7 separate regions of the Homo sapiens genome follow, and regions 2, 3, 4, 5, 6 and 7 are each linked to region 1. Evidence: chromatin loops called from intact Hi-C (ENCODE). Cell type or tissue: heart right ventricle. All regions are shown on one strand. Region 1 has its middle 2.8 kb from the start of BCL6. Region 2 overlaps LOC107986166 (a long non-coding RNA gene). Region 3 overlaps LPP (LIM domain containing preferred translocation partner in lipoma). Region 4 overlaps LINC01991 (long intergenic non-protein coding RNA 1991). Region 5 overlaps LPP (LIM domain containing preferred translocation partner in lipoma). Region 6 overlaps LPP (LIM domain containing preferred translocation partner in lipoma). Region 7 has its middle 28 kb from the start of LINC01991.

Region 1 (4,000 bases):
CAAGTTTTTCCACTTCTAGCCTTAGGTAGTAGAGACAGCTAAGTACAGCAGCCAGCAGCCCGGCAACGGCAGCGGGTGGACCAGCCACCCTGAGTTTACAAACACTCAAGTGCTTTCCTTCCCTCATCCCTCTCAGAGTCCAGCTGCTGCTTTCCTTCATGCTAAGGTTTCATAGGAAGTGAAAACTCTGCTATTCAAAACAGCGATCGAACGCAATAAACAAATCATTACACACCCCCTAACCCCCATCACTTCTCTATTTTAAGCTTCTGATATTTATTCCCATTTTAAATAAGTGAGAAAAGTGTGGAAAATTAGTGTTTGGGGGTAAACTCTGAGCCAGGCTGAAAAGGTTTCTAAAGGAAAAAAAAATCTCAGAACAATAAAGGCTAAAAGCAGGCAGCATATGGATGAAAATTAAACACTGATACTTCCTTTTCAGAAGGCAGTAGCTGGAAATTATACACTTTTTTAATGTCTCAAAACTTTCTGCTCATCTTGCTATGTTAAAAACGCCTTTCTTTCTCCAAGGATACTACAAAAAGCTTGTTTACAACAGTTCTAAATGAAGGATTTGAAATAAAACGAACAGGTAAAATTTAACAAGTCTGATAGATAGTGTCTCCCAAATCTATCAAAAGCAGTGCCAAGTACTTCAATGTAGCTGAGAGGCATAAATAAACCCAAATGACCATCAAAACTCATCATGACTTGGAGTTCGCTCTGAGTTTTGCAGTTTACAAAGAGACCATGGCAGCCTTGCTTCCCTCAGTTCTACAAGGACACAAGATATACACCTACAGACTCAAGTTGTCAGATTACACTGATCCTCTAAAATGACAGAGGGCCAGCAAATCATGCAGACCCATTTTCAGTTGTGTTCCTGGGGTCACACATGCTCCTAGTGAAGACCCAGCCTATAATCCTGAAAGAAGAAAGCCTAGAGAAGGTGATTGATTTGAAAAAGTCTTCCCAGTTTTAAAATCTTTAGTCCTATGATGTGGTATCTTAAAGACCTACCAAGGTGCCAGAGGTTCCTGACAGGTGAAACCAACTTCCTCTTGTGAGCCCCCTTAGAAAGAGGACAGAACCGTGTTTATTCCAAGGATAGGTTCTTTTTCAGCTATGACTGAATTGTGGGGAAGGTTTTGCAAGGGGGAATTGGATGTGAAGTCTGTTCTTTTCCTCAAATAGATGTAATATTAGGACCAGGCTATTTTATTTTGTAATAAAGCTTATATTTACCCAGCAGCAATGATCAGGGACCTATTCTTATGCCCAGTCCATGAGGCAAAGAGGTTGGCCTGGTCCTCTACTGAGTATTAGCAGCCAGTAACCATTAAATCATGGGACTAGTTGAAATGTAGTGCCCCGAAGTCTGCAGGAATTATTCATACGACCCCAGACATGGAATCACTCTTTAGAGCTTCTTAAGGATGATTTAAAAGAATCAGAATACGTTCAAGTCAGCCCTTTCTTTAATCCTGTAACACGGCACTGCGGGAGTGAGGGAGGCCCACATAGTGATGCCAACTGGATACTGAGGAGAGGTCAAGAATGAAAGAAGAAATGACATTCTGGAAGAAATTCAACTGGTATAATATTTGACAAAGTTACTTTCCTAGGAATTGAAAAGAGATTGAGAGGCGGGTGCACAATTTTCCTCACCATTCATTCAGTTCAAAGTAAAAGAGACTCACCGAAAAGTAAGTGCCTATCTTTAGAAAATTTTCAATAATGATTTTCTCTTTCTTTCTAACTGGTCTTCTGTTCTGGTCAATTTCTTTCAGTGTAAACACATTGATTTGGCAAAAAGCAGTAGGAAAATGTGGCACTCTGGCACTTGGTCCCAGAAATAATATGCTGGGAAGATTTGAGGTCCCTGGTGATGAGGTTAATTATATATGAACCAGCCCTGGTGGGTTCTCCCTCTAGGGGCTCACTGCAGAGAATTAAAGAGGGCTGAGGTATGAGAAGGGTGAATTCCTTCCCAGCCCCCACTCTGGCTGGTTCTACTACTGCCTTAGAGAGCAGATTTCCCTTTGCTCTGCAGCGCCCCCATGGGGCTAAGAGTGGAGTGGCAAAGGGAACACAGGAGGGACAAGCTGTGTTTCAGGTTGAGGGGGGCGGTGGATGAGGCTGAATGGCAGTTTTGACAAAGAAAAAAGTGACCAAAAATCATAAAAATAATCTTTTGAGGGCCCAATAGTAAGGCAGAGCCATACAATTCACATTCCAAACCATATAGATACGTCTGAGAAATCCTAAAGTGCTAATTGCTCATAAAAGAAAAAATTACACATATAAACACACAAAGAAAATCCCTTCCACAAAATCGGGGTGTCATTTTGCATCCAGCGGGATTCATTTTAATTTCTTTGAAAATGAGAAGGAAGGGGACTCAAATGAAAAAGCAGATAGTCTGCCTTCTGGCAGAATAAATCTGAACTTGACAATATCATGTGTCTTTGGGGGTAAAACGTACATTTCAACAACAGTGACAGGATTAGGCCTATGTATATTTTTCAAAAACCGTTCACAAGACAGGCTTTTCTGCAGAGGCTGCAGTAATCCATCTGTCAATAAGTATTAAAATATTCAGATTTCACAGGGACAGACACTTTAACGCATATTTCCTAAGCTCCAGCCCTTGTGGAAAATAATCAACCTCTTTGCACCTTTCTGGGTTTTAAAACCTAAAATACAGCCTTTAAAAATGTGTGTGTGTTGTGGGGTAGGGGGGTGCATTGCCAACAACATTTTCGGTGATAGATGGAACTTCTTACGGGACTGTCAATGAAAGAGATTTTCCAAATATCCCAGCAAACAGCAATCTTTCACAGCTCTGATCACTCCTCCATTATAAACCCAAATTTTGGGTTGAGATAGGTAGATTATTTTAGACATATCTTTATTAGAAATTAACAAGTGACGAGATTTTGTGGAAGCTTTAAGAATTCATCTGTAATTTAATAAGTCGCTTGAAGGACTCTCATAGCCAAGGCTCAGAACAGCCTGACCTTTGAAAGCTGCTTCTGGTCCAAACATTTTGGGCTAATTCTTGAGGAATCTGAAATATTATTTTCCCCTCACACCCTTCTTTTAAGAGAGAGACATAAAAGAAACAAGAGTCTCCCTTATTCAGGGATGAGTAGGAGGGGAAAAAACCCGAACCAACATTTAAATAAGGAAACTAGCAGCTCTGAACAAACAAACTAGGACCCACAATGAAATGATTCTGCACTGCAATTGCCTTTAAAAAGAAAGTAATAGAGAAAAAGAGAAGGAAAGAATTTCTCCTTCTTCTCTACCCCCCCCCCACCCCACCCCCCAACTCAGCTTCAAAGCTAAGAAGACTGTGCTGCGTGTAGTGCATTGTAGTTGTGGCAGTCTGTTCTAAATACAGGCAGTATCTGTGATACTGGCACGGCAGGCCTTTAGAATTCCCTCCGGCTGATCTCTTAAACACAGACTGAAGAGATTTTTTTACAACGACCTTGAAACGAGCCTCGAAAACAAAAATCTCAAGACCTTAAGAGAAAACAAAACACAAACAGGTATTTGGCTCACAGAATTTTGTAGAAAACACACACATACCACCCCGCCACCCCCACCCTCCCCCCCACACACACGTTTCTTGCAACAAGAAATTTCCCAAGAGTCAACAATAACAGATTAAACCCACCACTTGCTGTCCTGGAAAGAAACAAACCAAACCAAAACAAATCCTTTGAACATTTCTCTGAAGTGCAGGAGAGACACACTTCAGCAAAAGTCCAAGGGGGAAAAAGAAAATTGCACCAAAGGAAAAAAAAAAAAAAAAAGTGGGGGCTGGGATTGTTACATATGGCCAAAAATTTAAGCTTCTTTCAATAGTATTAGTATTGAAATAATACATCTTTAAAACGCTTGAGGGATTAGATAGGGAAAGAAAAGGCACGTACAAAAAAATCCAACCGATGCCGATCCTGTGATTTACGTAACACCACAAACTTGCAAA
Region 2 (4,000 bases), 290 kb before region 1:
GACTTACTTGCCAGCCAGAAAGAGAAAAGCTGGACAAGATAGATTGGTAAGCCAGACTTGCCTCTGGAAGACAGACCCTGGGTTCACTTGTGCAAAGGTTGCAGGAGGCTGGGAGAGGAGGGGCCAAGGATCCAGTCATCCATGCGTGGGGCCACAAGCAGCCTCAGTGGCCCAGGGAGCAAACATGTGTCCCGAGGCTGTCAGCCTCCACTGATTAGATTGGCTCCTGCTCCTCCTTCGTGAGAGGTGGGATAAACCAAAGGATGCTGAAAAAACCCAGAAGTGTCCAATCCATATGTTGGCATGGGAAATAGAAAGGGGATTAAAAGTCACTTTACTTATGGAACTATGAAGAAGGTGAACATGCTTTTCCTTGCAGAATGATCAGTCCACAAAAGACATGTAAGATGAGGGCAACAGCCAATAGAACCCACTCCCTCTTTCTGCAGAAACACAGTTGTCATGAATGCTGTGATGCGGCCCCCCTGAATGCCCTTTGGAACTGAGGGACTCATTTCTGCTACTCAGTACTGCTGGGATCACAGCTGAATCTCTTCCTAGGAATTGCCGTAGCCTGAAGGGAGCTGCCTTACCCAAGGTGAAACCTCCATCCTAGGCACAGATCCCATCCAATGACTAGTTGATGTAGGGATGCAGAGACCTGACCCCGTGGCTTCAATCCCAGACAATTCTGAAAAGCCACACCAGCTCCTGACCAACCACAGTGCATTCAACCTCTCCTGCCACCCAATCCTGCTTCCCTCACTCCTTTGCATTCCCAATAAACTCCCTGCTCACGAAGCTTCATCTCAGAGTCTGTTTCCCAGGGAACCCTAGGGCAACTTGTGTTGTCCCTAGTTGACTGTGTCCTCCACAATCAGTTGCCATATTGTTTAAGTGAGAACCAAGTTCTCACCAGTTTTTTACTAAGTTTGTTTCTTGTACGTGAAGATGAGACAAACCATATCCAAATAAGTGTTGGTGCACCTGAAAGAATGGTGGGTTATTCCCTTAAAATTACTTGAGATAATAAAAGTTAAAACTACAGGAAGATAACAAAAATAGCCAAGTGAAGTAATATATGTAAAACAGTTGACATTTCCCAATCTGTTTCACACAAAGCTTTGGACCCCATTTATGTGCCAGTCCATTTCTGCGTCCCCACTGCCTCCACGCCTGCGGCTCACTTAGGGGAATGTCTCGGAGGCTGATACCTTTCTGGCATCTCCTACTACTGCCAGCTTCCTCAGTCATCCCCACCCCACTCAGGAAAGGGCTGGGCTGTGGCATGGCCTCTGCCACACCTGCTGGATGGGAGCCGTGCTATCACAGCTCCAGTGCTAGAACCAACCAGATGGGACCATGTTGCTTTCCTCCTTCCACCAGATGATGACTCACATCTTGCTTCCCCAGGGCTGCTCAGAGGAGTAGGGTGATACCACGGAGATCCAGGAGAGTTAACTCTCCATGAGATGAAGTTTGCCCCATGTGAGAAGGGAGGCAGAAGGGAGGTGACTATCACACCCTCACCTTTCTTCCAGCTCCTCCCTGCTCCAGCAATATTCTGTATTGCAGTGGTTCCCTCAAGGACAATATCTCACAAGAATGAGTCATTGGCCACATTCCCTGGTGGTGCTGTGGCCAGTGTGGTCCTCACCTTCTTGCATTTTTCCCCCCTCCTTTCTGCCTCCCTCCCTTCACCCTTATTCTTGCTGCCTGGAATTATGCTGTCTCAGAAAGCAGCAGCATGTCAGCTTTGCTTCAAATTTTCCCCAGATAATCCAGGTGAAGGCATGGGCATTAACTTATTTGATTGGTTTTCACAAAAAGTCATCCTCTGGGGGGTTAGAATTATTGCTGGTATTTTTCAGTTGAGTAGACTAGGGGTAAAATAAACTGCCTGAGGCCAAAGCTGCACAGGAGGTGGTAGATCAGGGCTCAGTCTGCGTTCTGGCTCCAAATTTGCTGTTTTCCTTACACTTGAATTTAAGTTTCCATCAAGAGTTATACAACCAAGGAACTATATCTGCTCCTGTAAAGGCAGTATTTAGGGGTGGGGTGGGGTGGGTGTGAGGGTGTGCAGGAATCACTAGAAAGGACATAGAAAAATCTCCCGCAGGAGGTGGATGAATTGAGATGATAGTCCCATGGGCTCCACTTCCTGTCTTTCTATCCCAAACTTTCACTTTCCGCAGGTTCAACATCAAATGTGCATTTTTAGGCTCATGAGAGTAAAGAAAATACTGTTGCCATGCGTATGAGTTTCCTAGGGTGGTTTAAAAGGAAGAGACTATTCTCTCAAAGTTCTGGAGGCTACAGGTCCTAAATCAAGGTGTCGGCAGGACCATGCTCCCTCTGGAGGCTCCAGAGGAAAATTTATTCTCTGCCTCTTCCTGCTTGTGGGGGTTGTCAGCAATCTGACTTGCCAACAGTCTTCCCTTCGCTTTCCTCCTATGTGTGCTCTCATTATCTTGCTTTGCCTTTATCTGATAAGAACACTTGGAATGGCATTGAGGATCCTCACATTTAACCCACAGAAAGCACATCTCAAAATAATTAATTTAATTACATCAGCAGTGACCCTTTCATTCCAAAAAGGTAATATTGACAAATTCCAGGGATTAGAACTTGATATATTTGGGTGGCCATTATTCAACTTGCTATGCTTGATAATAGGCTAATTTGCCTGGAGACATCAGTGTGTCCTTAAACAGGCTTAGAAACAGTTCTGAGTGTTCCTCAACATTACATTAGTTGTCTTACCGGCTGGTGCAGGGGAGGAGTCCTCTGGGCTGTAGAGGTGGCTGAAGCCAAGCTTTCTGCTTTTCCAGTAGTGAGCTAACAGGGGCACTGAGCAGAATTTACCCTGCCCAACCCTCTGAGCCCTAGGTAGGGAGGTCTGTGATGTTGTCTTGATGGTGCATGATTCCCCTACTGCTGGGACCACAGAGGATCCCTGGGCTGTATTGCCTTTGTTTGAATTTTCAGTTGCTGTCAATCACCCTGAGCCAATATTTATATTTCACAGAACTATCTCATGGCAACTTTTAGAGGAAAGAATCTTTCTAATCACAAATATTTGCAGTACGTGACCTTGTTGCACTTTGGCCAGTGATGTTGAAAAATGGGTCATGTGCAGCCCGGAGGTCCCCTACAGATATGTCTGTTTGAACAGTTTCCTGGCAGTACTGTCTTCTTAGGGCTCTTGTGGAGATTACTGAGGTGCTGAATAAAAAAGAGAACAAACTGTGCCTGAGGGCCAGATGCCATGCAAAGAGAGTCTTAGCAAATGCCAACTTCCTTCTTTTATTTATTCTTAGGCTGCTTCCTCTTCATTTTCTTCAGGGGCTACATTTGATTATATTAATTAGCGTATTTTTTCCTCAAGTTCTCTACCCAACTCCCAACCCTTTAGTTCCAGCAGTTAATATTACTTTTAATTTCTAGAAAATTGAGGCACTGGAGTAAATTCCCTTAATTGGGGCCTCCCTCACCTTTACTCTGTCACCTGCAAAGGTACCTTCGTGCTCATCCGTTCTCCCTTCTTTCAGTCTTAGAACTATTTAAAGCCACGTCTTATACTGGCATGGAGGGTTAGCCATTCTTATGTCCTCTAGGTCTTCATTCCATCAGTTAGTTCCTTGCTCTCTCTTTTCCAGAGTGGCTCCATTAAAATGTAATTAATGTACCATAAAAGTCACCCCTTTAAAGTGTAAAATAATATTTGTAGTACATTAATGAACTTTTGATTTAATAATCACTACCCAATTCTAGAATATTTTCAGCATCGGAGAAAGAAACTCAGCACCCACTGGCAAATCTCTCTCCATTTCCACTCCCTTCCCACCCCCAGCCCCCAGCTTTGGGTAAACACTTAGCTACTTTCTGTCTCTATAGTTTTTCCTATTCTGAACATTTCATATCAGCGAACTCATACAATAAGCCATCTTTCCTAAGTGGCTTCTTTCACTTAACAAAATAGTTTCAAGGTTTATCCATG
Region 3 (4,000 bases), 830 kb before region 1:
TGCCCGAGGTAAAATGCCAGTCTGTCCACATTTACTGTTCCCTAGACCTATCATCACTTCCAGTCACCATCTCCAACGACAATGCTGGCATTCTCATGGTTCTGCTTGAACCTTTATGCTCTTCCTGGACTTTTTTTGCCCTGAGGTATCTGTTGCTTCTCTACCACAGATTTAAATTCTGTAGAAAAAGACTACCCTCCTGTGATGGTCCATTTGTGTGTTAATTTTTTCAGGCTAAAGTCTCCATTTATTCAATCAAACTCCAATCTAGATGTGGCTGGGAAGGTGTTTTGTACATGTGATTAAAGCCTCTAATCAGTTGATTTTTAAGTAATGAAGAGTACACTAGATAACCTGGTTGAGCCTGATTCAATCAGTTGAAAGGTCTTGGAAGTAGAGCTGAGGATTCCTTAAAGAAGAAGGAATTCTCATTGTGGCAAGTAGCTTCATCTCATGCCACGGAGTTACAGCCTGCCCTTCCTAATTGCCTAATCTGTAGATGTTAGATTGCCTAGCCAGCCCACAAAATCATGCAAGCTACTCCTTCCCAATTAATGTCTTAATATATATCTTCTACTGATTCTGTTTTTCTGGCACTATTTTCTGTAGCCATCATCCATCATATAGGCTAATCTTTGACTTTTGGTGGGAAACAAACCATTCATAAGGGGTGCTGATGTTGCTGCAAGACCAATATGTAGACCACTCTTGCTACATAATGATTCCCACCCTAAATACAACAAATACTGCTTCTGAAGAAACATGCCTTCCTAGTATAAGCTGAGAACACTACCAGTGAATTTTCATAAGGACCTTTCAATAAGATGGAAACTCTCTGAATCCTTTAGAAGGTGTCAGCCATCTCATAAGGAGAAGGAAAGAAAGTACACAACATAAAAAGCTACCCCAAATGTCTTAATACTCGTATAGACAATGAGGTCATCAAAATCAGGAAGAGACCAGCAAAAGGTAGAGAAAAACATGATTAAAGAGGCAGAGGTTCTTGATCTTACTGATAATCTTTTATAAATTTTATCTGCCTATAATTATAATTAAATACTAAATGTTTTGAGTAAGTTTTTTTTTTTAATTGAGAAACAATTCTATTGAGAAAATACTTAATTTCAAGAGTATGACTCTCATGGAAAATATAACACAATTATGTTATTTTTCTGGTTAAAATAGGTGTTGGTACCTTGTCAATTCAGTTATTGCACGGTAGTACTATGGTTTGTATAAGCCGAGGTTTAAACCTGAGATCTTAACACATTGGGGTTTTTATTTTATTTTATATATGTGTGTTGTGTGTGTGTATTTGCTTATTTAATTAGAGGCAGGGTCTTGCTCTGTCGCTCAGGCTGGAGTGCAGTGATACAGTCATGGCTCACTGTAGCCTTGACCTCCTACCTCCTGGGCTCAAGCAAGCCTCCTACCTCAGCCCACCCCCAACCCCCCCAACCCCCAATGAGAGTGGCTGACACAACAAGTGCATGCCATCATGCCTGGCTAATCCTGGCTATTTAAAAAACTTTTTGTAGAGACAGGATCTGACTATGTTGCCCAGGCTGGTCTCAAACTCCTGTGCTCATGGGATCATACCGCCTCAGCATCCCAAAGAGCTCAGATTACAGGTGTGAGCCACGGTGCCCAGCCTCACTGGGGTTTAAAAAAAAAAAAAAGCGAGATTTAGAATTGTTAATAAAGTTAGATATTCAGTTACTAGAAGTACTATATTTAAAAATAAAATTTTAACACGATTGCTTTTATTGCTCTTTAATTTTAGTGTAGTTTTGTCCAGTTAACACAGAAACATGATGAACATGTATGATCTTTCTGTTTTGAAATAATTTAAGTAATTACAGAATGTTTTTAACATTTCAACATGTTAAGACCTTAATATGACACCCTTATTGTTCACATGATACCTGAAGTTCCAAAGAGGACACATTACTTTTCCAGTGTCATAGAGATTGGGTGGAACCCAGTCTAGAATGTCACTTTCCGACCTTTTTTCCCAGTGTTCTTCCCACTGCTCAGTGTTGAGTAAGAGAGTTTTAAAACAAATTCACACACACACCTCCATGTTCCCTGCTCTCCCCACCCTTAGTAAAATCCCCTGGGATGCTTTTGGCAGGATTCAGCGATGGCTTTGGCAGCTCTAGCCACGTTCCTGGAATCCATCTGCAAGTGCTGGTCAGCAGAGCCTGCTTCATTCCCTTTTTGGTATTAGTCAGTAAAGGTTAAGTGTATGTGAATTATCATAAGTTTATTTTTAGTCTCCCACTACCCCCTTTTTTTTTGGTAAGTGATCAATGACTACCAGGCACAGGAAATACATTTCACTGAATGATTTTCTAAAATCAAAACTCCATCTGGGCTGGAACTGAGACAGGATTAGGAATGACCATTTATAACATTAATATCAGCTACACTAAACTACTGAAAGATGCTTAGAGTGGGGAAAGGGTCTTCACCTTTGCCTGAAAGTACTTCCAAGGCTGAATCCTGGCTCCTCTGCTAGCCAATGTGTTGTGTGTAATAGCAGCACATGCAGCTGGTGATCACATTGTGACTCAGTGCACCACGGGGAGAGAGGGTCGGACGGATGAGGAACTAACTCAGAATTGTAGAACAGAAGTCTCAGCTAGCAAGTACTAAATGTGGTCTCCTTAGTTGAACAAATCAAGTTGAAAGAAAAAAAAAAGTGAGGGAATGAGTTGCTAAAGTTAGTTTCCTTAAAGTGAGAGATAATATTTCCCCTTTAAAAAGTAAGACACACAAAAAAACCTGTCGCCTTCATTGTGGATTAAGTTAATATTATAATAACTAAAACTAGTAGCATAGCATGGACTGATGAAGACAGTATTATAAAATGAAAATTAGTGTCAGTATAGCAGGGGTAGTCCTGGGATGGGGAGTAAAATTCATAGCCACAGCCATCTGGAGAAAGAAGAAAATAAAGTATATAAGCTTTAGCTATTAGGGACCCAAACTCCTGGCTGCTAGGAAGGAGGCCAATCAAGATTTTATGAACCTTAAAAGAAAAAAGGAAAGGAAGAGAAGGAAAGTGGGGAAAGGGCAAGGGAATGAAAGGAAGGAAGGGAAGAGGAAGGACCATAGTGGCCACTCCACTTGAAAGGGGTTTACTGCAACCACCAGTCTTATGTGTAAATGCTCTCTCTCTTCAGGGTAGTAGGCAAGGATGGTCACTCTATATTGAAATTATTATTAAAAACAATAGTTATATCTTTGTTTTGAGATAGATTCAAGTACAGAGACAAGGACAAGCCATCATCTTTCAAAAATCTCATCTCTTTTTCTACTGTAGTACATTTAAGATCTAGGTTTCACAGTTTATTCTGTGAAAGATTCTGGTTAGTGACTTTCTGGAAAGAAGGAAGGCGGCAGGGAGGGAGGAGAGAGAGAGGGAGATGGAGGTGGGGAGAGGAAGACAGAAGGGGGAGAGGAAAAGAGAGAGAGAGAAAGGGCAAGAAAGAAGAAGGAAGGGGAGGGGAGGGGAGGAAGGAGGGAGGGAGGGAAGGGAAGGACAGAAGGAAGGAAGGAAGGAACGAAGGAACGAAGGAACAAAGGAAGGAAGGAAACCAAAGAGAGGAGAGGAGGGAAACAGTAGAAAGGAAGGGAGGGAGAAAAAATGTAATAGTTTTTAATTTGCCTTTGTAGATATTTATTACTAAAGTTTTTTTACTTGCAAAACATATGTATATACATACATATACTTATATAAATTTATTAAAATATATAGTATACATACATTTATAAATATATTAATTACTGTATGTAAAACAAAAGCAAAGTAGGCTCATTAGAGAAAATTTAAAGATAAGTAGAGAAGTATAGAAAGAAGCCTGTTCCCAAAATCCCAGAAATAACTGGTTAGTGTATATTGACCATTAGATTTCAAGAAATACACACATGTACTTCTATATGTATGAAAATATATTCACAATTCAGATAACATATAGATTTGTCAATCATATTA
Region 4 (4,000 bases), 210 kb before region 1:
CAGCAAAAATGAAGTTTATAACAGATATACTGTATATTTGTCATGGGAAAGGGCTTCAGTCAATAGCAATTGATATTAATAAAACATAAAAGAAATGACAATAAACAATCAGGATAACTTTGAAACAACTTCTTTTTATGTAGGTAACATTAAAGAAAATTAAAGAAAAGGAATCGCTTTATTTTATAAAATAAATGCACTACTATTTGCAAAAAAAAATTTACCTAAAAATGCTGCTACTGAACAAACAAAACTACCCAAAATTAGAGAACAAAAGCATAAAAATTGTTAACAAATAAAAAAACTATATTTTTGAAAAGTCTTAGATGATACACAAAAAATGCAGATTTGTATAAATACACCATCGCCCTGGGATGACCTCTTATCATTGTCTAAGCAAGTTGTAGTGCCACGGTGTGTTTCAGACTATGCTATAGAAAATCTTTAGCACTCACCTTAAAAGTTTAAAGTAGAAAGAACAACCTTTAACAGGATCATAGAAAATGTTCCATCAGATCAAAACAAACAAGCAAACAAACTGAAGCAGGTCATTTTTCTCTTTTTGGCACTGTGCAGGACCATATGCTTCCAGAGATGGGAATTTAAAAATAGCCTGTCACACAGCTCACATTGTAATGCTGGGACATGATGCGGGTGGGAAAGATTGCCTCACACTTAATAATAGTGACACTTCACATTTACACCAACCTCTTTGCAGAGTAACCAAGAGTATTTCTCAGTTCTTTTTTTCCTTTAAAAATAATATGATCTTCTTGATACCCTGTAAGTGGAACAGGAGGGAGTACAATTCTTCCCACCTTACAGAGAAGGCGATTGAGGCCTCCAAAGGTAAAGTGACTCACTCAGGATTACAGAGTTACCCAGGGATCAGCACTGTGCTGTTCAAAATACACCAGGCTGCCAACTGCAGCAATATCCTGGGCCTGTGAGAACCGTGGGTTCATAGGATGTTGCACAAAAAAGAGAGAAATTTGCTTCCCATTGCCTCTGTTTTGAAATGTACTGCCTTTCATCTTGAGCATTTCATAAGTTTCTAATTTTAAGGCAAATTGCTTATAAGCCATGGTGACCTATATTAGCTGACATTTGAAATCAATCTCACACCAGTAAATGCCTTAGATTTGCATTTGGTACCCCCTTGCCGAGTCATAATAACAATGTAATTTCTCACATCTCCATAATTCTTTACACTTGAAAATGGTTGTACATTCACCATCTCATCAGATCTGTATAAGCAGCTATAATTTAAGCCAGGCCAGAGTTATGATGAGAGGGAACAGAGGCTCAGGATATGAAAAAAACTTTCTCATTTGGTAAAAGCCACAGAAACTGATGAAACCCAGGTCTTCTCTCTGCATGTGTAGGGTATTTTCCTGCCAGCCACACAGCCTTTTAGGTCTAAATAAAGTGTTGAGACTCCACTGCAAGTGTGTGTGCGCTCAGGAGTGACTCTTCTACCCAGTTTGGTGCCCAGCACTCAGTTCCTAATTGGCTGCAAAACCCTGAAGGGGGATTCTAGATGTGGCGGGCACCAGGTGAAGTCAGTAGTGAGCTTCCTTTTTGGAGGGAAGGAAAATTCTTGGCATACCGATGGGTCCAGGCAGACACTTTGGATATGTGTGGAGCCCAGTGATGTTGTGTTACTGGGTAGCCTTAAACCTTATTCCAACCTTGACTCCTTCTACTCTGTGCCATAAACTCTCTCCTTCCAATACCCCCCATTCCTCTGCTGCCTTCCCCTTTATCGTACCTGGCAAAACTGCAATCCTGGTGAAATGTATATCCTCTAATTCCTCCTTTGCTTGCATCCAAACAGTGGAATGTTGTTAAGAACATTGTAAACCATGCTGATCAGTTCACTTTAAATTTGTGATCACAAACCTGAAACGGACCGTGCCAGAGGATCCTATGATACATTTAGCAAATTCACTTTTTGGTTTCTGGGTCAACTCTTTCAAACCTTTAGCTCCCTACTTGAATATCCACTATGCTCTACACATCCCATGCCCTGGGATTATGACCTTCCTTTTTGCTATCAGAGGAGAGTTATTGCATTTTTCCTTAACCCACCTGCATCTGTGCCCACATACACTACCTCCCTCTTATTATAGTGGAGGAAGTGGCATAGTTTCTAAGGCCAACCCTTCCATTTGTCCTCTGTATCCCATCTCCTTTCCTATGCTTCTCTCTTGCAACATCAAATTCTGATGTTCCTTTACATCTAACCCATCAGCATACAAATATGCCTTTATAACAACTACTAAAAATAAAAAAAAACCCAGCTCTCCCTTGGCCCTACATGTCCCTTTAACTACCACCCCCTTTCTTTAATGCCTTCACAAAAAGACCTTTAAAAGTAAGATCTACATTTCCTGTCTCCACTTCTTTAGCTCCCTTTCTCTCCTCAACTCTGCTCTAATTTTCTTCAGACTCTATATCACTCCACTTAAACAGCCTTTATCAGAGTCACCAATGACCTACATATTTCCAAGGTCGAAGTGTATTCAGCTAACTGAACTATTGAGCTGAATTGGACATGGTCAATCCTTCATACTTCTTTAAACACTTTCTTCTCTAGGCTTTGTGATCCCACACTCACCTGGTTTGTCCTTACCTTTCTGTCTCCTTGTCTGGCTGTTTCTCCTCGACATCAGATTTTGGCGTGCTCTGGGGTTCTTATCTCTATTCTGTCTGTACTCTTCTTGGATGAACTCATTGAGTCCCCTGGCTTTAAAATACCATTTATACGCAGAAAACTTCAAATCTCTATCTCTAACTGACTTCTCCCTTGAGCTTCAGACTCCATAACTCTACTTGTATATGTAAAAAGCACTTCACACAAACTGTGACCCAAACCAAACTATTGATTTAGTCTTTCTCTACCCCGAATTCCTTCCCCTCAAGTCTTCCCTATCACAGTAAGTGCTACCTGGCCTCCTAGCTATTCGTTCAACGCAAATAATTGAGTCATTCTAATATTCTTTATTTCCCTGAAACCCTATGTGTAATCTCTCAGCAAGTCCTATTGACTTTACGTCTAAAATATATGTCAAATTAGACTATTTCTCACCATCTGCACTGCTGACTATCTTATTCCAAGCTATTATCATGTTTTTCCTGCCCACACTTTTTCCCTCTACAGTCAGCTCTTCATGCAGTAGCCAGACTGATCTTTCTAAAGCCATAAATTATAAGTTTATCTCTTTGCTAAACCCTCTTACCATGAGCTATAAAACCCTACATGATCTGGTCCCAACTGCCTGTTCAGCATCATCTCCCTCCACTCTCAGCCTCATCCATGAAGTTCACTGGCCTTTTTCTCCCTCAAACTTGCTCAATACTTTCAGATATGAAGAACGTTCACTTACTTTTCCTTCTGTTTGGATGTTCTTCTTCTGGATCTACAATGGCTGCATCATCTTGTCATTCAGGCCTCAGTTCTAATGTCATTTCTGTAGAGCAAGTTCACTTGACTGATGTAACTAAGGTATCTCTCTTTAGAACCAGGTAAGTATCCTAACCTCTCACCAGAGAAGTGTTTTCATTATGTTGAATTTTAGTGAATTATAAATTGAAATTGTCTCTTGTGGTTTCTGAAGACATTATTTGCTCTGTCACTTGGTGGCCTTTTCTATAAAACCCCATATGAGGAATTCTTTTAGGTCTAAGTGCTAGAAAAGCTTTGCTTCCCTTGAGGAATTGATGATGACACAACTGATTTTGCTTTGTTTTATTTGGCTTTGCCAACACGAAGCTCAGAGCCAAAATTTTGGCTGCTTTATTGCAAATGTGTAAGAATATATGACTTGGTTGTCTGTCTAGACAGCAGTGTCTAATAGATCTTTCTGCAATCACGGCAATATTCTGTATCTGAAATGTCCAATAAGTAGCCACTGGACACATGTGGTGACTAAGCACTTAAAATGTGGCTTGTGAACCTGAGGAGCTACATTTTAACTATATTTAATTTTAATTAATT
Region 5 (4,000 bases), 1.0 Mb before region 1:
ATGTACCACATTTTCTTTATCCAGTCTGTCGCTGATGGGCATTTAAGTTGATTCCATGTCTTTGCTATTGTGAATAGTGTGGAGACAGCATTTCTAATATCCAACTTTCCAGAGTTTGGCTGTGAAGGAAGGGATAAAGCAATAGCTACAGAGAGCTGTGGAGTCAATGGAGGGAAAATATGGGCCAAGCTGGGGCACAAATGGATGTTGACGAGAAGAATCCCATTGGGTAGGATAAAGAATGGATGATCCATGGAGCCAGGGCACTCAGAAGACAGGGGAAAAAGGGACCAGAGATACATGGAGACCAATTGGCAACTGATAATCTGATAGGCACTAAGGGACAGAAAGGATGGGCACAGATTTGAGAGCAGAAGCTGAAAGAGTTTCTTCTGGCAGCTTTCATTTTCACTATGAAGAATGAGGCCAGGGCATCCCTTGAGAAGGAAGGAGTGGGGAAGGGAGATAGAAGTCACAGTAGAGAATGTCTGAAACAGTTGAGAGCAGGGTGTAAGAATGTAGGCTGTGGGTGGGGTCAAGGCGCAGGTCAAGGCTGGTCACAACTTATAATGATATGATTATGCCCGGCTGTGTTTTGTTTTTTTTTTTCCCAGCAACATTCAGCTGTTCTGGCAAGCAAAAGACAAGTGGCTGGGTTCATCTGCATCAGAATATTGCTAGGAGGGTATAACAGGAGAGAGAGGCTAGGAACTGCATTCATGATCTATTTGACAGAGAAGGCATGACATGACAGGTATCTTCAGGGTAAATCTCTATAGTCACAGTTAGCATTTATTAAACATATCTTAGGAGGCAGATACTGTGCTAGGCAATTAAACCACATAAACTCATTTAATATTCCCATTAATTCAACATGATAAGTATTCCCTTTTATTAACCTCCTTTTATAGATGAAAAACCTTTGCTTTAGAGAACTAAAGAAACTTGATCCCTTTCACAATGTAGGAAGTAGCAGGATCTGGGTTCAAATTGATATCTCTCCAATTCAAAGGTTCTGTACATTGCTTTTCAGCTTCCAGGTACATGATGCCTGAGACAAGTGGCAAGGATGGTCCTGAAAGTGATGAGATACTGAGTTTTGATCTTTGGATTTGATATTTCCTGATGTGAATTTGCAACTGGAGATGAAGCCAAATTCCCTTTAGTTGAAAAAAGTATTAACTGGTATTACAACATTATTTCCATCCAAGGCAAATGAATAACTATGATACTCTTTCAAGAAGACAGGATATACTGTGGGCTTTGGTACAAGCATATCAGAAGATCCATGTAAAAAGATGTCCTTTTTCTGTGTTTCATGTGTGATATGGTTTGGCTGTGTCCCCACCCAAATCTCATCTTGAATTGTAGTTCCCATAATCCCCACGTGAAGTAGAAGGGACACAGTGGGAGGTAAGTGAATCAAGGGGGGTGATAGATTTTTTTTTTTTTTTTTTGAGACGGAGTCTTGCTCTGTCGCCCAGGCTGGAGTGCAGTGGCATGATCTCAGCTCACTGCAACGTCCGCCTCCCGGGTTCAAGTGATTCTCCTGCCTCAGCCTCCTGAGTAGCTGGGACTACAGGCACCCGCCACCATGTCCGGCTAATTTTTTTGTATTTTTTTTTTTTTAGTAGAGATGGGGTTTCACCGTGTTAGCCAGGATGATCTCGATCTCCTGACCTCGTGATCCACCCACCTCGGCCTCCCAAAGTGCTGGGATTACAGGTGTGAGCGACCGCACCGAGGCAGGGGGTGATAGTTTTATAAAGGGCTTTTCCTTTTTTGCTTGTCTCTCATTCTCTCTCCTGCCACCCTGTGAAGAGGTGCCTTCCACCATGATTGTAAGTTTCCTGACGCCTCCCCAGCCGTGTGGAACTGTGAGCCAATTAAACCTCTTTTCTTTATAATTGCCCAGTATCAGGTATTTCTTCCTCACAGTGTGAAAACGGATTAATACAAACTTCATGTTGGAAAGACCACTATAAGTCATTTTCTCCACTCCCAGTCCTTGACAAAAGTACTGTCCATAGCATCTCTGAAGAGTGGTCATCCAGTCTCTTTCCTTCCAGTCACAAAATGCTAGAGATCACTCATGTGTCCACCTTCCTTTTAATGTAGTACATATTGCTAAAGGTTAAGTCCTACTTATGGCACTAGCCACTGTTCCAAATATAATTTTATTTGACATTCACAAAACCCCTATAAATACTATTATAGCCGCTTTACACAATGAATAAACTGGAAACCCTCTTTATTTCTCCCGGTGAGTTCCTCCCAGTGAATACACATAACACCAGTCTAACTTCCCTTTCACTCAAAACTCTCAGTGCTGTCAGTCTGAATCCGGTAGTGCCTTTTGGCACCAGATTTGTGCTCTAAGTACAACTTGATGAGGAGATTGCTCAATCTCCTTTGAAAGTGTGATCCATTGCCTAATAGCTGAAAGTGTCTCCTCCATTACTGGAATCAGCTGCCCAGCACTGGGATTACTGGAAAGAACTGTTGTGATGGGAACATTTGATCACATATGTAAATTTTCTGGCATCTTCTGAAAGGGACAGTGGGCTGCATCTGATAAAGACATGGATCCAGAAACAATGTAATGAGAATGAGAATGGCGGGGTGGGATCCTGAGGGGGGATGTGTGGAACAATGGTCTTGAGGTCAGGAAGGTAGAGAAGAGGAACGTTTTCACTAGAAGGGAGAAACAAGGAGAGGAAGTGGACTTTTACTAACATTCCAGACTGAGTAGAAACCTGGGGAGCATGTCCAGCTGGCTGAAGAACCTGGTAGAGAACAGCAGCCCTGAGCTTGAATTCCTTCCCCAACTTCACAGATGATTCCTTTGGGAATGTCACCCTCTTTACCAAAGCCTAATTTCTCCCACTTGTGCTTATGAATTTGGATACAAACTGTGCCTCCTCCATTTCTGGAATCAGCTGTCCATTGATGGGAAGCCCTTAAAGGAATTCCATTTGCTGCTCCAATTCTGACCTCACAGACATCATTACAGAATCATTTTGGATACTCAAGAGATTGCAATGCTCCAAAAAAATTGTTGTTCTCAGAGCTCCTGGAAACACAAAGGTTTGATTTCAATGTTACTAAGAGTCCTTTAATCTGATTAACTGATTATTTGTATATAGTTTGGAAGAAGGGGAAGTTCTGATTTCTGTACCTCGTCGGAACTCTCCCTTCTTCCAAACTCTTTATAAAGTCCTATCCAGGCAGAAAACAAGAAGTGGCAGGAAGCTAACTGACGTATAGGTGTTCTAGTCTAAATGACAAGGTTTAGAGCCACACAGCCTTACATTCCAGTCATCCAACCAGCTCTATGTTCTTGGGCAACTCCCTTAAGCCCTCTGTGCCTTTATTTCCTCATATATATATATATTTAAATAAGAAAGAAGAAATCTGTTCGTTAGGCTCAAATTTAGGTTGGAAATGGATGAAGGAACTAGAAGTTAGCCAAAACAGAAGATTCAGATGGACTTGAGAATTTTCTTCAAATACTTAAAAGGCTGCCAAGTGGAAGATGTATTAGCTGTCTTCTCTATGGACCAATGAAAACATGTTGTAAGGAAATAGACTTCTTTCCAAAAAGTAACTTTTTAACCTTTAGAGATTTCAACACAAGGAAAAGCTGCCTTGAGAGCTAGTAAATTTCCCATCATTGGAATTACACTTATTTAAAAAAAATGGCATCCATTTTTTTTGCAAAATCCATTGCAAAATCACTTTGCAAACTCCATTGCAAAAAAAAAAAAGTCTTTTTGAAAAATGAATGAGCAGCCTTCTGTTTGTATCTTTTGTAAACTGCTCACGTGGTTACTTGGCACAAAATGAAAGCAGACCTCCATATTCCAAGACCGACCCATTGAAAGGGAACCAAACGGCACATGTGATGAGTTTGAAGGGTCCTTGCGTGTGCTATTCAGTGAGCTTCTGCCATCCTCAGATCTGTGTGTCAGCCTCGCACTGATGCACGTCCCTTCCTGAT
Region 6 (4,000 bases), 640 kb before region 1:
GCAAAAGAAATTCTGCCAAAATATATGTAATTGGCTTGATATTTGAAAGGCAAAAGTAAGATGGAAGACATGTTTCTGCTGTTTGCCCTGTTTTCTGTTAGAAGAATGGTGACACAGACATGGGGTTTTTCAGCATCTGTGTTCTCATATTGAGTCTTCAGCTTGGTGGCTGTCAAAAAGCAGCCGTGACAAAAAGAGTAAGTAGCTGGACTCATGTCTCAGTGTCCAGCTACCATCATTCTGACTATGGCTTTTGATCTCTGTTTCACAAGTTTTGTGATGTATCACTGAACTCAGTAATTCCCATGGTGGCTTCACCATTTTTGTCTTGCTTGATTGTAGAAAATGGAATAATTTTGTGCAGTTTTGTGATTCATTTCTGGAGACAGCCTCGATTCTGCTCCATGCAGTCCATCTAATTACTTCTGTGAAACACCCTGTATTAAGTACCTTCCACTTAAAATATCTAAAGTGGTTTGTTTCCTATAGTGAATCCTGACTGAAACTCCCTCAAGATCCTTACAAACTCCCTCAAGATCCTTATGGGCAATAATGATATTTTATCAACAACAGACAGGTTCAAATTCATCAAGCAAATAAATCCTGAGTGCCTATGCAAAGCACTTGGATCACCTCTAGAAGAGCCGTGCACAGAGCACACCCAGTGCCGTCCCTCTCAAAGCTCCCAGTCCAGGGGGAAGAGGCATGCTACAACTCCAGAAGTACTGAGTGATATGGAGGAAGCCAGCAGAAAGCCGAATCTAGTCTGATCTCCGCACGCTAGCCTCAGCTCTATCACTCACCAGCCCTGTTTTCTAACCCAGGGGGCTAGATGAATGAAAGTCCCTTTCTCTCCAACATTCCACACCTCCACAGATGAGTCTTTGTACTCATGAGGGAATTTACTTGGATTTAAGTCCTAACAAGACTTCCTAAATCTTCAGTTCCCTAAATCTGAAGGTCAGAACACAAAGGTCACATAACACACATGCCCGATACAGTTTAAAAGGGAATAGGAATCTGTGACCCCGAAGTATTCTGTGGCAGCCTACAACTAGAAAGCCTCGAGGAGAAAAATCCAAAATTGTGGTTGCAGTACTTGTTAAGAACAGCAGAGAACAAACAGTGTCTTCAGGGTCTCTCTCTTCTTGGAAAATTTCTGCCTCCATGTCTGACAAGAAGGAAGATTATTTACAGACACTGGTTTCTCTTAAAGTACTCAGACCAATAGGTATAGTAAAAGAAATATTAGGCAAATGCAGTAATGCTTAGATCTCTCAAGAAAAGCCACTAATTTCCTTATGTGTCAGACAAGAAAATCTTTGAAACTCATAAATGAGAAGGAGTTTTTGTAGACGGAAAGAAAAACAGCAAGAGAGATCTAGTAAGACGTCTAAACCCAGTTCTGGCACCCGGTCCAGCAGTGGCTGCAGGCCAGGGCCTTCCAGGCCTCACTGAGCCTTAATTTCCTCACCTGTAAAATGGAGACAACAATCCTGCCTAGCTTATCCCATGGGTGTTTATGCTGATCAAGTGAAATACTAAACGTAAGAGCATTTTGTAAATAGCAGAGTGATATACATGTGAAGGAAGACTATTAATAAAGGAATTTCAAAGGAAAGCTATAAATAGTACTTTTTAAAGCCCAGGCAGCAAAAGAAAATGTAAATATAGCAGTGATTTTACAATTTTGTGATCTAGAGGAAGAAATGGTGATCAGAATTGTGACAAACAATGATGTCCAAAAGAGAAGAGAAACCAGCTCGGCTCTGTCATAATTGTCTCAGTTCCTGTACCACACACAACAATGGAAAGATTGCAGGGAGGGGCAGGAGCAGGCCTGTGACTGTGGCACACCAAAGACACGGAGACACAGCTCCAAGAAAATGACGCTTCTACCTCTGTAATAATAACAGTCAGAATCTCATGCTGTGGGTCCTCTATGGATCTGAAAGTGGCTTATGCAAGTGACTTTACCACTTTCTCAGTTTTATCTCTTGGAAGGAACACAATTGGACAGAGTGAGGCCAAACTCCAGGTTTGCTCACCTGGATGAACAGAAATGCAAAGGCAGATCTCACCCACAGTTAGATTTCAGGACCCAGAGGGGATAGGCAGGTTCAGACAAGATTCAGGCAACAACTCACCCAGATTTCTTTCTTTTTTTCTTTTCTTTTTTTTTTTGAGACGGAGTCCCATTTTTTTTTTTTTTTTTTTGAGACGGAGTCCCACTCTGTTGCCCAGACTAGAGTACAGTGGCACAATCTTGGCTCACTGCAACCTCTGCCTCCCGGGTTCAAGTGATTCTCCTGCCTCAGCCTCCTGAGTAGCCAGGATTATAGGCTCCTGCCACCACACCTGGCTAACTTTAGTATTTTTAGTACAGATGGCGTTTCGCCACATTGGCCAGGCTGGTCTCGAACTCCTGACCTCAGGTGATCCACCCACCTTGGCCTCCCAAAGTGCTGGGATTACAGACGTGAGCCACCACGCCCAGTCTCAGATTTCTAAGAGACCATGGAGGGAAACTAAGCAGGAGGTCAAGCACAGCCAAAACTGCTCAGTGCCCTCCATCCTCAATCCACTGTCAAGCGGTCAGGTTAGCAGACAAGTAGAACTGAGCCAAAAGTCAAGTCCCAGGCCCTTGGGCACAAAGGCACAGGAGAAGTTCTAGTTCTGAAGCAAACCAGTGACCTATTAGTCTGTACTGGGGTGTAGATATCACAAAGCTCTCCAGGGTATTGGGACATCAGGTGACAGAGAGGTGAAATAAGTGAGATAAATTAACTCTACCTATAATTCACATAAAAAGAGACATCAGTGGCACACAAATATACCAAACACACACACACACATACGCACACACATACATACACACACACAACTTAAATAATAATCAGGGAAATATAAATTAAAATAGCCATGAAATGCTTTTTCAAACAGTTTGCCAAAAAAATGAAAGATTCATAAAATTCACCATGGGACACGATTTGTCAGGAAATTAACATTCACAATATTATGACTCTTCCTATAAACCTACATATTCTCTATTTGTTTATATATGAGACATATTACATATTGTCTATTGATGCTTTTGCAGCACAAAGAGTTGAGGACCTGTGACAGAGACCATCTGGCCTACAAAGCCTAAAATATTTACTACTTGGCCCTTTACAGAAAAAGTTTGAGGACCTCAGGTGTAAACTTAAAAGTTACTGCTTTCAGTTACTACAGATATAACAAATTTCTTCTTTGCCTGAAGACTTTTGCAAGTTTTATTTTTTAACATGACCACTAATTTATATCAGGGTTTATTGTGAAACATACTCATGATGTAAGTTTTTCATTAACGCTGACCAATTATCCCAATGCCATGAGAATAATCCTTCCTTTTCGGAATGTAGCAAGGTGGTTCTTTTATTGCCAATTAATTCCACGTGCAGTTGCCTTATGTCTGGGTGGGTTCTGTTACTGCTTTGACCTCCCATCTATTCCAGCACCACCTCCTCCTTCAATCAGAGTTGCCTTATAAATGCACCTCAGCATCTGGCTAGGATGGTCCCAGTTGCTCATTACACTTATTTTGCAGATTTCTTTTACCTATTTTGCCTGTTTATTGTCAAGACAATTTAGAATTTTTTGGTTAAAATTCAAGAATAATTGACCTGAGAGTTGTACTAACTGTGATTGCACGAAATGTAGGGAAAACAACTACTTAACAACCTCTATGTTTCCATTTAGGAATAAGGCATGTCTCAACTTATTCAAACAGTCCTTCATGTGAGTAAAAAATGTTCTAGAACCTTTTATAAGACATGCACAATTGCACAATTCTCACTAAAATGTTTCCTCTTTGATTTGCTGTGAATGGGATCCTAAAGATTGGAAAGTACTCATCTTCAAAGGCAATAAAAAAAAATAACTGGAAATGAGGCATGTGGAAACATATCTAAATTTACAAATAACCAGAGAAATGCTAATACCAAAAAAACAACATATT
Region 7 (4,000 bases), 200 kb before region 1:
ACCTCACCTGCTGTGTGCTCTCAGGTTTTCATGTCCTTTGCTCTGGTAAAATAGTCATATTTTACCATGTCCTTGAAGACATAGCTAATGACGATAATTTTCGTCCCTGGGATAGGTTTGTAGGGGAAGGATTGTTATTGTTAATGACAATGATAGCAACCACCATTACAATTGACAAAACACTGCTTCATCCTTTATGTCATTTGATCCTTACATGGGTAGGTCTTGTCACTTTCATGGGCAGGAAGGAGGGGCAGCATGGGACTGTGAAAGCGGGGAGACTGGTGCCCCAGCTCTGTCCCCATCTGTGAACCTTTCTCTCACATTCTTCTTTTTATATGAGAGTAGTTGGTCTGATGATTCTAGGGCTTTTCTGGATTTAACCTTTTTCAAATCTAGGTATTATTCTTATGAAGAGCAAATGAGACTTAGGTGGTCCTGGCTGTTTGGGATCCATGCTATTCTTATGTGGCCTCCCTCTGTGGAATTCTTATGTGGCATTTCCAGTGTGTGAAGTTCCAGCCTGTCGTGAGATGGGTGGCCCAGGGATTGTTATTATACTCATTTCACAGATAAGGACTCAGAGATTCAGAGAGATTAAATGAATTATCCAGAGTCACAACCTGGAATTGGGCAGAATGGTGGAACTGACATCTAAACCCAGGCCACAGGATGGCCAATCCTGCTTGTGGGGTTAGTAGAGTCTCTTGGGAGCCGTGATCTGGTTTTTCTTGGACTCCCCTGGGGCCCATGGCCAGATTGGCTCCCAGAGAGCTAACTGCAGGTGGGCTTTGAAATAATTCCACTTTGAGAGAACAAGGCGAATCCCCACCTTGCAAATCCCAGCCCCTCTGACTCTGTGCCGTCTCCTCCCTCCTGAGTCCTAGGCTATCACAGTGAGCACAGCTACACACTGAGTGTTTCCTGTTTGACCCTACAAATCTATTTTTCATCCTTGTCTTGCAGCCACTCCAGGAGGCTGGCCTTTATGGATATCTTTAGGTTCCCTATTCCTTTGACTTCTGGTTGGAATCAGCCCAGCACTGATCAGGTGGTTGGAAGGCGGGAGAGGGGAGAGGTGAGCCTACTTTGTCCCCAGCACCCTCACTGACAGTGGCAGGTTGGCAATGCCAAAGGCCACAGCCCTCTCCTGCAGCTTACCAGGACTTTCCAGACTCTGGTAACTGCCTCTTTCTTTGCTCTTTCAGGCCAAGAGCAGGTAACAGCCCCCAGTTGTTGTGAGCCTTAGGGCACATTGCTATCTCTTGGTTTTCCTTAACCCTGCCTGTATCTTTGCAAATTATCATGAATCTCTTTTTGCCCACCTTCTTTAAGCAAGTCCTCTGCTTCCTTCCAGGACCTGTGACTGACACAAGCTGCCTCATTCTTCCTTGTTTCGAATCTCCCATTTCTTAAAGGCATTTATGCAGATATTGAATCTTGTAATATTTAACAAAACAAAGTAAAACCAAGCTAGGGGAGAAGCAAAAAGGTAGGATTGTATAGGGTATGGTAAGAGCACTGAGCTTGGATGGAGGGGCTGAAGGCCCAAGTTTACCACTTACTAGCCGTGTTATCTTGCCAGCTCACCTGGTCCTGCTATTAAATAGAAATAAGAACAATTTTTGCCTTGTCTTCCCCATGACCCTCTGGAAGATCAAATGAGGCAATGTGGGAGAAAGCACTCGGTAAATGCTGAAGCATTTTCTGAGCATTAGGTGTTACTGTTTTTGTTTTTATCATACATGGCATTGAGACAAAATCCTCAAAAGGCCATGCACTGTAATTTCCAAGACACTCAGATTTCCCTGTCACCTCCATGCCTCCTGGATCAGGAGACCTGGCATTTGTGGAATCCAAGATTAACGTCCAGGGAGAGTTGGCCAAGCATGGGCCCACATGGCATAGCTAAAAATACTTTTGACCTCAGTGGGAGCATCTCAGTCCCCAAAAGGGGGTGGACCTGAGGGATAGAGGGTGTGAGAGGGAAATGACCTCCATTAGCTGGGGTTAGGAGAGGGCAGGGCGAGGGTGGTTGTCACCCTTCTTTTTAAGTGCCAAGGGGAACACTGGGTTGATCTCTCTCTCTCTCTCTCTTTTCCTGTGTGTTGCAGTGGTAGTTGGGGATGGAGATAAAGATTGATCTGAACATTTTGTACTTTTCCGTTAGGGTAAAGCCCACACCTTAAAGCTCTTTCTCACGGCCAAGCCTCTTAGGAATTTTCCCAGACTGCCATTGGAGATGATAGACACCTAGAGCCAGAAGGAGGCAATCCTAGGATCTTGATTTACAGTTGATTATAGAAGCTGACTTCAGTCTAGGCAGAATCTAATCCAGGAAACTTGGCTTAATATCCCCAGGGATGGGGAGCGAGAAGGCTCATTGTCTGTATAACCTAAAGATCAGTGGTTTCCAAACTGTAATTCTTAGAGCTCTAGACCCTTGCTTCTTAAAGTTTGGTCCATGGATCAGTGGCATTGACATAAACTGGAAAGTTATTAGAAATGCAGAATTTCAGGTCCCACCATTGACCTCTAAATCGGAACCTGCGTTTTAACCATACCCACTATGGATTTGTGTACACATCAAAGTTTGAGAAACACTGTTTTAGAATCCCTTTGGGGTACCTGAGAGAGTCACCAGTGGGTGAACTCAAGTTGTATATGGTAGGGTCCCATAAGAGACAATATTTGTGAAGGGAGTGCTGTTCGCATTTTTTTTTTCAAAGATTAAAAAGTTGAAACCAATGTGGTCCTTTCCTTCCTTTGTTAAAAAACGAAATTGTGTGGATGTTAGGACCCTGCTCCCGGTGTCTCCTTCTGGGCCACGCCCCTGACTGCCCTGCCTTGCACATTACCTCCTTGGATGCCTGAGTGCTTTGTGCCCAACACAAGCTTGGCACAAGGATGAGGCGGCTCCAGAAGTGAAGGGCTGTCTTAGGAGACTAACGAGACATTAGATTGTTTCCTAGGCCATGCCATTCCCGCCTCCAAAGGTCTAGCCTTGAGAGTGCTACCTGGTGAGGCAATGATGACACAAAATGGGAACTTGTCACGACCTGGGAGTTTAGAACTCAGCTTGGTTTTCTAAAGGGGGAGGGCAGAAGGGTGCAGAGCTTCCTCCTCTGTAGGTGGAACTATGCAGGGAGATTAGTGTTTGTTTTGTGAGGAACATCCTGGCAGGATCGGAAGAAGCACCGGGAACTGAGAAGAGATAAGCCTGCTTCCAGCTGGCATCTGGGCACAGCCCTGCAGTAGCAGGCTTTCAGGATTTCCAGAGGGAGTGCTTGGCGGCCTGCAGCAACGTCTTCTCAGCATCTCAGTTTGCTGCCATTATAAATAACTGTGATTTGCATTCCCTTCACATCGTATTCTGGAGGAGTTCAAAGCATTGTGCTACCAATTTCCCCTGGCCCACCCTCACACAGGTCCCTTAGAGGCAACATTCATGTCTTCCATTTTACAGAAGGGGAAACTGAGGCTCTAAGAAGTCATGCAAAGGTACCACCTATGTCTGCGCACATCTAGGACTGGCAAACTCTGGGAAGAAGCAAGCACCTTAGCACAGCCTCAGAGCCCCCAAGACATCAGCCCCAGACTATTTCTGGCCTGAACTCCAGCTTCTCTTCCTCCTTCAACCTACCCTCTGCCCAGACAACTCAGCCCTGCCTGCCTCCCTAAACTCACTAGACCCTCTAGTTACGCAGACACATTCCCTTCTCCCCTCTCCTATCTCTATATCTCACATACACGTTTTCACCTCTCTTGTGACACAATTGTCCTCTCCTGATTGGAGCTGTCTGACAACATGCTCCCTGGACAACTACCAGACTTCAAAACCCTGCAGGCAGGGGTATGGTTCAGCCCTTCAGCTCACAGCACAATGCTGTCCTCCAAAAATGCTTGTGCAATGATGAATTCATCAGAAGACAGAAACATACAAACTAGTGGATGAAACAGAGGGAGTCTGTATTTATAGAATCTCATGGGTAAAACAGTC

What was found. Hi-C counts contacts between places; a loop is a spot of excess contacts. Peaks named below come from ENCODE experiments on the same cell type or tissue, not always from the same donor. Only the 100,000 strongest peaks of a DNase experiment are listed, where the experiment ranks them.
Region 2: a loop joins it to region 1, with 8 times the contacts of the local background. A loop is called at or near these places in 44 of 110 quality-filtered maps.
Region 3: it touches region 1 in a loop (4-fold over the local background); 31 of 110 quality-filtered maps call a loop at or near these places.
Region 4: it touches region 1 in a loop (4-fold over the local background); 30 of 110 quality-filtered maps call a loop at or near these places.
Region 5: a loop joins it to region 1, with 4 times the contacts of the local background. A loop is called at or near these places in 15 of 110 quality-filtered maps.
Region 6: a loop joins it to region 1, with 4 times the contacts of the local background. A loop is called at or near these places in 20 of 110 quality-filtered maps.
Region 7: a loop joins it to region 1, with 4 times the contacts of the local background. A loop is called at or near these places in 22 of 110 quality-filtered maps.

Annotation. Positions count from the first base shown.
Region 1 is chr3:187,746,226-187,750,225 of GRCh38, reverse strand. No RefSeq gene overlaps it. Among named protein-coding and RNA genes, the nearest start is that of BCL6, 2.8 kb to the right of the region's middle. In heart right ventricle, CTCF peaks have their summits at 1,854 and 2,054 (motif pointing left); DNase peaks (open chromatin) are centred at 46, 2,035 and 3,411; H3K4me3 peaks cover 2,190 bases; H3K27ac peaks cover 4,000 bases.
Region 2 is chr3:188,035,673-188,039,672 of GRCh38, reverse strand. All of the region lies in intron 2 of LOC107986166 (a long non-coding RNA gene), which reads left to right. Among named protein-coding and RNA genes, the nearest start is that of LINC01991, 61 kb to the right of the region's middle. RefSeq lists an enhancer at 2,918-3,212. In heart right ventricle, a CTCF peak has its summit at 2,351 (motif pointing left); no DNase peak of the experiment used is centred here; H3K4me3 peaks cover 567 bases; H3K27ac peaks cover 1,316 bases.
Region 3 is chr3:188,577,331-188,581,330 of GRCh38, reverse strand. The region is part of intron 6 of LPP (LIM domain containing preferred translocation partner in lipoma); the gene reads right to left. Among named protein-coding and RNA genes, the nearest start is that of LPP-AS1, 11 kb to the right of the region's middle. In heart right ventricle, no CTCF peak of the experiment used is centred here; DNase peaks (open chromatin) are centred at 2,130 and 2,555; H3K27ac peaks cover 2,688 bases.
Region 4 is chr3:187,960,816-187,964,815 of GRCh38, reverse strand. All of the region lies in intron 2 of LINC01991 (long intergenic non-protein coding RNA 1991), which reads left to right. Among named protein-coding and RNA genes, the nearest start is that of LINC01991, 14 kb to the left of the region's middle. In heart right ventricle, no CTCF peak of the experiment used is centred here; no DNase peak of the experiment used is centred here; H3K4me3 peaks cover 631 bases; H3K27ac peaks cover 2,814 bases.
Region 5 is chr3:188,779,349-188,783,348 of GRCh38, reverse strand. The region is part of intron 9 of LPP (LIM domain containing preferred translocation partner in lipoma); the gene reads right to left. Among named protein-coding and RNA genes, the nearest start is that of MIR28, 93 kb to the right of the region's middle. In heart right ventricle, no CTCF peak of the experiment used is centred here; DNase peaks (open chromatin) are centred at 2,456 and 2,724; H3K27ac peaks cover 2,265 bases.
Region 6 is chr3:188,387,993-188,391,992 of GRCh38, reverse strand. The region is part of intron 3 of LPP (LIM domain containing preferred translocation partner in lipoma); the gene reads right to left. Among named protein-coding and RNA genes, the nearest start is that of LPP-AS1, 180 kb to the left of the region's middle. In heart right ventricle, no CTCF peak of the experiment used is centred here; a DNase peak (open chromatin) is centred at 1,839; H3K27ac peaks cover 2,124 bases.
Region 7 is chr3:187,946,392-187,950,391 of GRCh38, reverse strand. No RefSeq gene overlaps it. Among named protein-coding and RNA genes, the nearest start is that of LINC01991, 28 kb to the left of the region's middle. In heart right ventricle, no CTCF peak of the experiment used is centred here; DNase peaks (open chromatin) are centred at 1,052, 1,932 and 2,929; H3K27ac peaks cover 4,000 bases.